Regions from separate parts of the Mus musculus genome. Here region 1 is linked to region 2. A link is a contact called in ENCODE POLR2A ChIA-PET data. All regions are on one chromosome and are shown on one strand. The core of a region is the stretch at or near the end of the contact, and the rest is flanking DNA. Distances in the headings are between cores, read along the strand shown.

The links. ChIA-PET counts read pairs that join two places held with the same protein, here RNA polymerase II (POLR2A).
Region 1: POLR2A ChIA-PET joins it to region 2 with 14 read pairs in Patski. The contact joins the promoter of Ttc28 here to the promoter of Ulk1 in region 2. POLR2A ChIA-PET finds 5 or more read pairs at or near these places in 3 of 5 experiments (Patski and embryonic stem cell).

Annotation. Positions count from the first base shown.
Region 1 is chr5:110,876,297-110,881,153 of GRCm38, forward strand. It overlaps Ttc28 (tetratricopeptide repeat domain 28), which reads left to right and starts at 3,507. Exons shown (of 23, transcript NM_001267622.1): 1 at 3,507-3,692. The coding sequence starts at 3,609.
Region 2 is chr5:110,807,387-110,812,045 of GRCm38, forward strand. It overlaps Ulk1 (unc-51 like kinase 1), which reads right to left and starts at 2,695. Exons shown (of 28, transcript NM_009469.3): 1 at 2,228-2,695; 2 at 1,741-1,833; 3 at 1,619-1,660. The coding sequence starts at 2,338.

The DNA.
Region 1 (4,857 bases), core at 2,257-4,756, 70 kb after region 2:
AATTCCCAACATCCTTATGGTACCTCAAAACTGTAGCTAAGCAGCATGGTGGCGGCCCACGCCTTCAATCCTTGCACTTGGAGGCAGCTGCAGGTGGATCTGAGTTTGAGGCTAAGCCTGGTCTACAGAGTGAGTTCCAGGACAGCCAGGACTGAGAAACTCTGTCTCCATAAACCAAACATTAAACCAAAACCAAAAGCAAACTCCATCTTGAGTTGAACTCATCTTAATTTTGAGACCTTTTAAATAAAAAAAATGCATTTAGTAATATTCCAATAATGCACACAGAGCTCCCCTGGAAACTCCATCCATGATCACAGTGCTGTCTGCTATGACAGAGGAGGCGGCTGCTGTTGCAATCAAGGCCATGGCAAAATAACTGGCTTCCAGGGTGGTGGTGGTGGTGGCAGCAGCAGTGATCCATGAGCCTACAGAGGCCCCTCCCCCAGTCAGGTTCTGCTCTGGCTGGGACCTTGGCTGGACTCCTGTTCAATTTATTTGATGTTTTATTATGGTTTTCCTCACCCCTTCAAACTGTCGGGGAGACCCTGCCCTTGTCCTAGCTACCTTGTCCAGGAATGAGGGAGCCATGGCCTTGGTGAAGCTACCTGCTTCTCTCGCAGCCCTGATGGGGGCAAAGGGATTTGGGTACTGATGTGTTAGAATAGCAGCTAGTGTCTGACATTGCTTACCAGGCCAAAGCAGTTCCATGTGTAAGAGGTTTTACTGGGGACAGAGAGGGGAGAGAGAGAAAGACAAAGGGGAAAAGAAAAAAAGCGAAAGGGGGTACCCAGGTGAGTGTGGGAAGCAGGGCTCTGGGAAGGTATGTGGTAGCTATAGCAACAGGTGACACCTATGTGTGACATCCTGAGTTTGGAGTGGGTCTGCAAAACTGGTCTTTGGATGCCAACAGGCACTGCTTGTGGTTTAGGTTCCCCTATCCTTTTTTTCTTTTTAATTCAATTTGGAATCAGAAAAAATATATATATTTAGTAGTTCCAATAATGCACACAGAGTGTATGATATATGGGTTCCCCTGGTAACCCCATGGTCGGCTGGGAGTTCTAGGGCCTCAATACCCTCTGGCTTCTGTGGGCACTGTGCATGCAGGTGGTGCATAGACAGACATCAAAAAACACCATTCACATAAAATTAGAAGAAGGAGGAGGAGAAGGGGAGAGAAGAAGTTTTTTAAGACTTATTTTATGTAGGTGAGTATTGCCTACCTGTATGTACAGGGAAGAAAGAGGGTACTGGTGCCTCTGGAACCGGAGTACAAATAGATAATTGTGAATCATCTGGGATCTGAACCCAAGTTCTCAGCAAAAGCAACAGGTGCTCTTAAGCTCTGTGTCTTCTGGCCTCTTTACATCACTATGAACCCTGAACTGCCAAAAGTAACAAAGACTTCTTACATACCCTAAGGCTGGCTGTTGTGACAATCCTTTGATGCTTAGAAATGGAAACATTGTTTGTGGCCTGCACTTTACCTCATAAAAAGTGGAATTTGTTTCAGGAGTTCACAGGAACACCTGCAGGACAATTCTAATAGCAACTTTAGTTTGCTTGTTTGTTTGTTTCTGACCCATTGTAACTTTGCTAATTGATGACTGCTCACATTGTAGCTTATTGGCTAAGCTACATTGAGCACTTTGCTTCAGAAACTCCACCAGGAGAGGACATTCATGAGCAAACAGTTGTTCCTGTGAATGGCTGTTGGTAGGCTCACTCCCTTGGGAGGCCGTTCTGAGGTTCCGCTGGTCCAGTGCAGAGGACAAATGGGAAATGAGTTGGCTTGAGTATTTAATGCAATGAAGGTAAGGAGGACAAAAGAGTGGGTGCCAAGACTGCATGGCAGGATTCTGGAGGAATGAGAAGCTAGGGGAAAGGAAGTCCTAGAGCTGGAGAAGTTTAAGGTAGGGGGCCTGGTGAGAAGAGCCAAGAAGAGCCCATTGTTAGCCTAGAAGAGCCAAGAGTAATTGTTAAACTGAGAGCGCCTAGGGGCTAGCATGTACTTTGATATGCTAATATGCACCAGGAAGAGCCCCTCTAACAGACTCTGGGAACCCTTTTCTTCAGTAGATTGGTTCCTGTCTTAGGGTTTTATTGCTGTGAACAGACACCGTGACCAAGGCAACGCTTATGAAAAACAACATTTAATTGGGGCTGGCTTACAGGTTCAGTGCTTCAGTCCATTATCATCAAAGAGGGAGCACAGCAGAATCCAGGCAGGCATGGCACAGGCAGAGCTGAGAGTTCTATGTCTTCATCCAAAGGCTGCTAGTGGAAGACTGACTTTCAGGCAACTAGGGTGAGGATCTTAAACTCATACCCACAGTGACACACCTACTCCAACCAGGCCACATCTGTTCCAACCAGGTCACACCTCCAAATGGTGCCACTCCCTGGCCCAAGAATATACAAACCATCATAGTCCCTCTGTGGAAAGACTGCACAAGAATCACAGACTGAAGACTCATGTCATATTTGATCCAGGTAGACAAGATCCAAGGCAGAAAGGTATGCCTGAAGGTGAGAGAGACCTTTCCCGGACTCTGTTACATGATCAGGAATGTTCAGGACTCAGTTACATGATCAGTGGTGGTGCAGGCCTTTAAACCCAGCACTCGGGAGGCAGAGGCAGGCGGATTTCTGAGTTCGAGGCCAGCCTGGTCTACAGAGTGAGTTCTAGGACAGCCAGGGCTACACAGAGAAACCCTGTCTCAAACAAAACAAAAGAAAAAATCATCAGGAATATTCTTTTTTGTTTACTAGGTTAAGTTCTCATCACTGTGTATGATAAAGATGAGAGGAACAAACAAGTATGTAAAAGTTCCAAGAGTAACGAGGCAGTAGTGCACGCTTTGAGGTAGCCAGAAATCCGCCTGCCTCTGCCTCCCGAGTGCTAGTTTTTTTTTTTTTTTTTTTTTTTTAATGTAATGTGCATTGGTGTTTTGTCTGCATACATATGGGTGTGAGGCTGTCAGATTCCCTGAAACTGGAGTTGCAATTGTGTGTTGTCATATGGGTGATGGGAATTGAATCCTGGTTCTCTAGAAGAGCAACCAGTGCTTTTAACCGCTGAGCCATCTCTCCAGCTCCAAGTTCACAGTTTTTAAGGAGACGAGGCGCTGCACTTTTTCCAGGGATCCCTCGGTTCTTAACTGCTCGAAACACAAGGTCTGACCTTCCAGAGAGCCACTCAGTAAGGACAGCATCCTTGGATGCAGGAGGTGGGTTTCTGAAGATTCGATCCTAGCTAGATAAGGGAGGGCGCCGACACAGGCCAAGGAGGCCAGCGTTCGCCGAGTCACTCTACTCTGGCGCCTTCACGGGCCGGGCCCCGCGTGGTGCCCTCCGGGTGGTCCGCAGTGCGGCGGGGGGCCGCGCAGAGCCGGGAACAGCGAGCGAACAGCTCCGGGAGGGCTCAGGCCGGGAACGCACTTGCGCGGTGCGAGCTGTCTCGGCGGGCGCGCGGGCGCGTGCGCGGTGAGGGCGGGGGCGCTCGGCGGCGCGCGGCACGGCAGGAACATGGCGCGCGGGAGCGGTGCGCGCGCCTAGCTGGCGGGACCGTTAGCTCTAGGCAGACGCCGACGGGCCCCGCGGGGATGGAACAGCCGCCGCCTCTGGCGCCCGAGCCGGCCTCGGCGCGGAGCCGCAGGCGGCGGGAGCCGGAGTCTCCGCCGGCGCCGGTGAGTGTGAGCGGGGCGCGGGCCGGGAGACTTTCTTTGTGAAACTCTGTCGGTGCGAGCCGGGCCGGGCCTCGGCGGCCGACGATGACCTGCAGGCGGAGGCCCCTCCGCTCGTCAGGGTTCGAGCCCCGCAGCGAATCATTAGGCAGACCCTGTGCATCATCTGCCTGCCTGCCTCAGTTTCCACGGCTGTGTGCTTGGAATGCACTGGGCACCTAATCTCCCGCACCTCCTCTTCCTCGACCCCGCCCCCTCGGAGCGGGACGGGGCTGGGGTGCGGGGCGGGGGCATCCGAGTCCACCGGGGCGGCTGGGAGGCTCGGGGGTCCCCATCCCAGGTGTGGTTGCTAGGGAGTGGGCTTTTGGTCCCTAGAAGGCTACAAGGTTGTTGGTGTCTCACCACAAGCAGGTACTGGAGAGCTTTAGGTCTACCTGGGCTTCCAAGTGTTTGGGTGTGTCTCTCAGAGTGAGGGATGCTGAGCAAAATGGACTTTTTCCTGGCTGGAGTAGTGTAGTCTTTCTCCCTCTACTCTGTGGTGTGTTTTCAAGCCACTAACTAGCCGGGGTATAAAGTAATAATCTGGAGCCACATACTGCACCAAGAGACACACGCACAAAGTGGTTTCCCAAGGCAGAGAAGGAAAATTTGAATTTTTAGCAAGTTTTCAAAGCTGTGACTGGGGGTGGGATGGGGGGCGGTGTCTGGCGAGCTGTAAAGTGTCCCATAAGCAGACAACTTTCCCTGCATGGTACCTAGTATGTAGTAGATGTTCAGTATGTATTTGTAGGACTGAATGATCCTGGGGTTGCAATTTAGGAGCCCTTGAGACACTTAAGATGTCATTTGAGATAAACATCTGTCAGTCTTAACTTCATATGATTTTTCTCAGCACCCGGGTTAACTTTTGTCGCTATTTATAATGTGATATTCCCAGTGTACTTTAGTAAAAAAGAACAAGGTATATGTTGATTAGGGTCAGCTAGTATCCTGGCAGGGTATAAAGGGTCAGCTCTGTATATCGATTAAATTCTGAGGGTCAGGGAGATAGATAGACGTCTCAGTGGGTAAAGGGGTCTGCTACCATGCCTGAGCACCCGGGTTGGATTCCTGGGACTCACACAGTAGGATAGACTGGACTCTGGCAAGTTGTCCTTTGACCTCCCTG
Region 2 (4,659 bases), core at 1,445-3,944:
AAGAGCAGTCAGCGCTCTTCTTAACTGCTGGGCCATCTCTCCAGCCCAACAATGTTTTTAATTTTTATTTTTATCCGTCTTCTGCTATTGGAGAGAGAGAGAATTCTCGGCCAAATCATCTTTTTTTCTCTGCCCAAAGTATGTATCTTAAACAAATATCAAAGCAGCAACCCCTGTGTCATGAGGTGAAGGACCCTGCATCCTAGGGAGAGGGCAGGGACTTGGCAAAGGAAGCCACAGCATGACCAAAACTGGGGGAAACAACAGATGTCCTTAATCAGGTGTCTCAGCTAGATGAAGCAAGCAGAACAAGTGGAAACCTGAGGGGGACAGGCCGCAAGTCTGCAGTGAACCTAACTGTTATCCGTTCAGTTCCAGTGAGGCCTTTATGGGAATGCCCTGGCAGGGGACTGTGGATCTGGAGGGGATCTCAAGGTGCAAAGGGGCCCAGAATCTGACCCTAGGAAGGTCATGCCATCTAACTCAGCCCTGGGTCCTTTAAGAAGCACATACTGTGTGTGCCGTTGGGGCCCTTCCTACAGCACTGGGGACAGGGAGAGAAAGCAGCAGTGGGGAAGGGTAGGAAAGGCAGGCTGCAGAGGGGGCAACCTCTAAAACCCAGAACACCATGTTTCCAGCTGTTGCCAGGTACTCCCTGTCACACAGGACTTTGGCCCGGCCCACATGTCACCTCATGACAAGTCACAGCCCTCAAGGTAAAGTTGGAAGAGGAGCAGGGGAGGAAGGAAGGGGAGGAGGCCACCAAAACACAGCTAGCTGCCTGCTGGGAACTTCCCTCAGCCAGGGCTGGTCCCGTGGCCCCAGTAAACAGGTTTCAAAATCATTAGTCAGCACTTTGCTGGGGACCAGTACCTAGGGTTCCCGGTCCCCACACGAGCGCATCCAGGGCCTCCAGCCCCTGCCACCACTGGGCTGGGGGGCTTGGAGGGCAGCACAGAAGCTGGCTGGTCAGCTGGCTTGCTCATTCAGGCAGCCAATTCTGAGGTGGCGGTAGCAACCTCCCGCCGGCCGGATGAGTGGGCCCAGCCCCAACTGCCGGCTAGAAGGAATCTCCAGCAACCCCTCCCCCTTCCAGCCTCTGACGCAGGAGTGGGCTGGCCAATGCCAGGCCGCTGAAGCAATGTCAACAAACAAACCCGCCAGCCCAGACAGGTGGGCCTGCCCGGAACCCCATTCTCAGTAAGGGCCACTGGGTCAGACATCACAGTGAAGAAAGGGTCTTTGGCACCAGGGTACGCTGAACCCAAACAATGTAAACCAGGCAATCGCCAGAGATTCAACATTAGTGTTGATGGCCGCCTTCCTTCCCATGCAGGCAACATATAAGCTAGAGAGGTCCCCAGAACCTAGGAAAAGCCAGGAAAAACTTGGACCAGAGATGAGGTCTCCCTGGCCCTAAGTGGCCTCACAGTAGGACAAGCGTGAGACAAGGCATTCAGAACCCAGCTCCTTTCACCTAAACCAAATACTAATCTAAAGCCATCATCTGCCCTCAGGGGGGCTCCAGCCCCAGGCAACCTAGGTCCTGAAGCAACAGTGGATGGGACAAGGGCAAGAATAGATTTACCCCTCCCCCAAGCCCAACGCTGAGCCTTACCTGGAAGTCATACAGCGCCACGATGTTTTCGTGCTTTAGTTCCTAGGACACAAATCCAAGTTTCTCATGAGCAAGAAAAGAGCTGACCCACCCTCTCCCCCTCCCCCGAGGCGCTGGCTCACCTTCAGGATTTTGATTTCCTTTCCCAGCAGTGTTTGGGACTTGGCAAGGTTCTTCTTGTTAATGCATTTGACGGCCACCTCCAGGTCGTGCTTCTGAAAAGCCAAACGTGAACCTTCAGGGTTGAAAACAACCCCCCCTCCTGCTCCCCACCAAGCAGGGAACACAGAGATGGCTTAGGGTGGCTGTCCCAAGGGTCTTGGAATGGGAGGCTGCCAGAGGCAGACAGATAGTGAGTGTCTGTCAGCCGGCCTGGAATTTAAGTCCCAGGATGGAGTCCCAGGTTAGGTTCTCAGAACTGGTCTGACTTCGGGGCTAGGTAGGGAATCCTGTGCTGGCTGGCGTCTCCAGTTTTCTGGAGCTAGAGTAGCAGGTGGGTTTCCCGGGCTGGGGGGTCCTTAATTGGGTCCCTCTACGGATTACCGGAGGTAAGGTGTCCCTTGGGCTGGGAGTCCGGGATTGCGAGGCCTCCGCGGGAGCCTCACCCACCTCGCGGTGTCGACCCTTGAAGACCACCGCGAAGGCGCCGTGTCCAATCAGGTCCTTGCGAGAGAACTCGAACTTGCCCACGGTCTCGACGCCGCCGCGGCCCGGCTCCATAGCGCGCGCGGGCCGGGGGCGCGAGCCCGGGCTCGGGCCCCGGGGCGGCGCTACGGGGTGCGCTGGGCTCAGGCGGAGGCCGGCGGGCCGCGTACGCGGGGACGGAGGCGCGGGCTCATCGCCAGGGCCCCGTGCCCCATCGGGCAGGCCTGAGCCGGGTCCCAGTCCCACAGGCCGGCGGACGGAGGGGCGCGCTCCCTCGGCGTCCTCCTCGGTACCCTCCCGGCGCTGACAGTCGGGACCCGGTCCGACTCGGGACTCAGCTCTGACACACTCCAGCTCCAAGTCCGGGCCTGACTGACGATGCGGCTCGGAGCCCCGCAGGGAAACAAAAGATCCGCGGCACCCGGGCCTCGGAGCCCGAGGTGCCGGCGCAGCCGCACTGCGTGGAGGCGGGACGATGGGCGGGGCCTGCGGAGCTCAAGACCTCTTAGGCGGCGGAGCTGGCAATGGGCGGGTCCGAAATGAAGGACACCTCGTGGGTGGTAAGGCGGGGCGGGGCTTAGTTTGGGTGGTGCCTCGATGGGCCCAGCCCTATACTGGGCGGGACTTGAGAGAGGAGGCAGGATATGGGCGGGGCCGGAGCAGACTGGGCATGTCAATGTCAGAACTATCTCTGGTTGTGGCTCCTCGCTCTGCCCTAGGCATTTTTTTATTTACTTATTTTATTCATATGTATATGTGTGTGCCTACAGGAGTTTATATGCACCGTGTATGTGTATATAAACACGTGAAACATTCATATTAAACATGTATGTGTCGGGTCCTGGAATTGGAGTTTCAGGCAGTAATGAGCTGCCATGTGGAAACTGGTAACCAAACCAGGAGAGCAGTAGATGCTCTTAATAGCTGAGCCATCTCTCCAGCTCTGCCCTACGTACTTCCTACCACTTGTTTTGTTTTGTTTTGTTTTGTTTGTGCTTTCTTTTGGAGAAGTCGAGATAGGATTTCTTTGTGTATCCCTGCCTGTCCTGGAACTCACTCAGTAGAACTGGCTGGCTTCAGACTCAGAGATCTGCCTGCCTCTGCCTCCTGAGAACTGGGGATTGAAAGTTTTTTAACTGAGTCTTCTCACATTGTAGGCCCGACTGGTCTCGAACTTGCTTTGTCTCTTTGTAGATCGTGCTGACCTCAAACTCACAGATATCCCTCAGCCTCTTCCTCCTGAGTATTGGAATTAAAGGCAGGTGCCACCACATCCATTTTCTCTCTTTTATTACATTTGCTTATTCTGTATGTGGGGACGGAGACTTGAGAACATGGTCATGTGAAGGTCAGAGGAAAATGTAAAAGATGTTTCTGTCTACTTTGTGACTCTTAACATTAAATTCAGGTTGTCAAACTTGGCAACAAGGTCTTTTATCCTTGGAGCCATCTCACCGAAGGCATCAGTTTTCCTTCATTTATTATTTTACTTAACTTTTGTTGTTAGAGGGGAAGTTTGAGGCAGGGTTTCCTGTAGTCCAGGCTATCCCAGAGCTCATCACATAGAATAGCCGTGAGCTGCTGATTCTCCTGCAAATGCTGGGATTATTTATAGCATGGGCATTTGGTTTGCCTCAGGTGTTTTTCTTGCCTGTCTGGTCACATGGGAACTGCATGGGCATGTTGGAGCACTTGATGTATACAAACATTGTCATTTGGGGAGGGGTATATTGCCATGTTGACCCAATGCCAAATCAAAGGCTCTGTGTGTGTGTGTGTGTGTGTGTGTGTGTGTGTGTGTGTGTGTGTTGTCGCACATACCCATTCTGAGTCTCACCATATGAAGGATGACATGGGCATGTTTGAGCTCATGATACTTATGACCACAGTCATTTGGGGAGGAGGTGTGCAATGTGGGCAATTTTGTTCACATGCCATTTTTGAGCCCAATAACACAGGGAAATGTGTGAGCATGTGTGCACACATGCCCTATTTCAATCTGGTCCTAGATTATTCACCCTCAAGCCATTTCCTAGCCCACTCGCATACCATGGGGGTGGGGAATGTCCATTGTTGTGTTTTATAAAAAAAGAAAAGAAAAGGAAAAAGGAAACCAGGGAGCCAGGGATATGTCTAGTAGAGGCATGGTATGATGAGGTGGAAGGGGCTGCTTCTGCAGGCCCATGCTGAGGCAGCCCTTCACACCACCACCACCACCACCCCCCACCATACCAGCCATACCAGCCACAGGATCGTATCATATAGAATAGAGTGTATTTAGGACATGGGGAGGGGAGTTGAGGGGGTAGTAGAGACAGAGAAAGGCAGAGAGAGAGAGAGAGAGAGAGAGAGAGAGAGAGAGAGAGAGAACAACCATGAACATGTAGAGAGAGAGG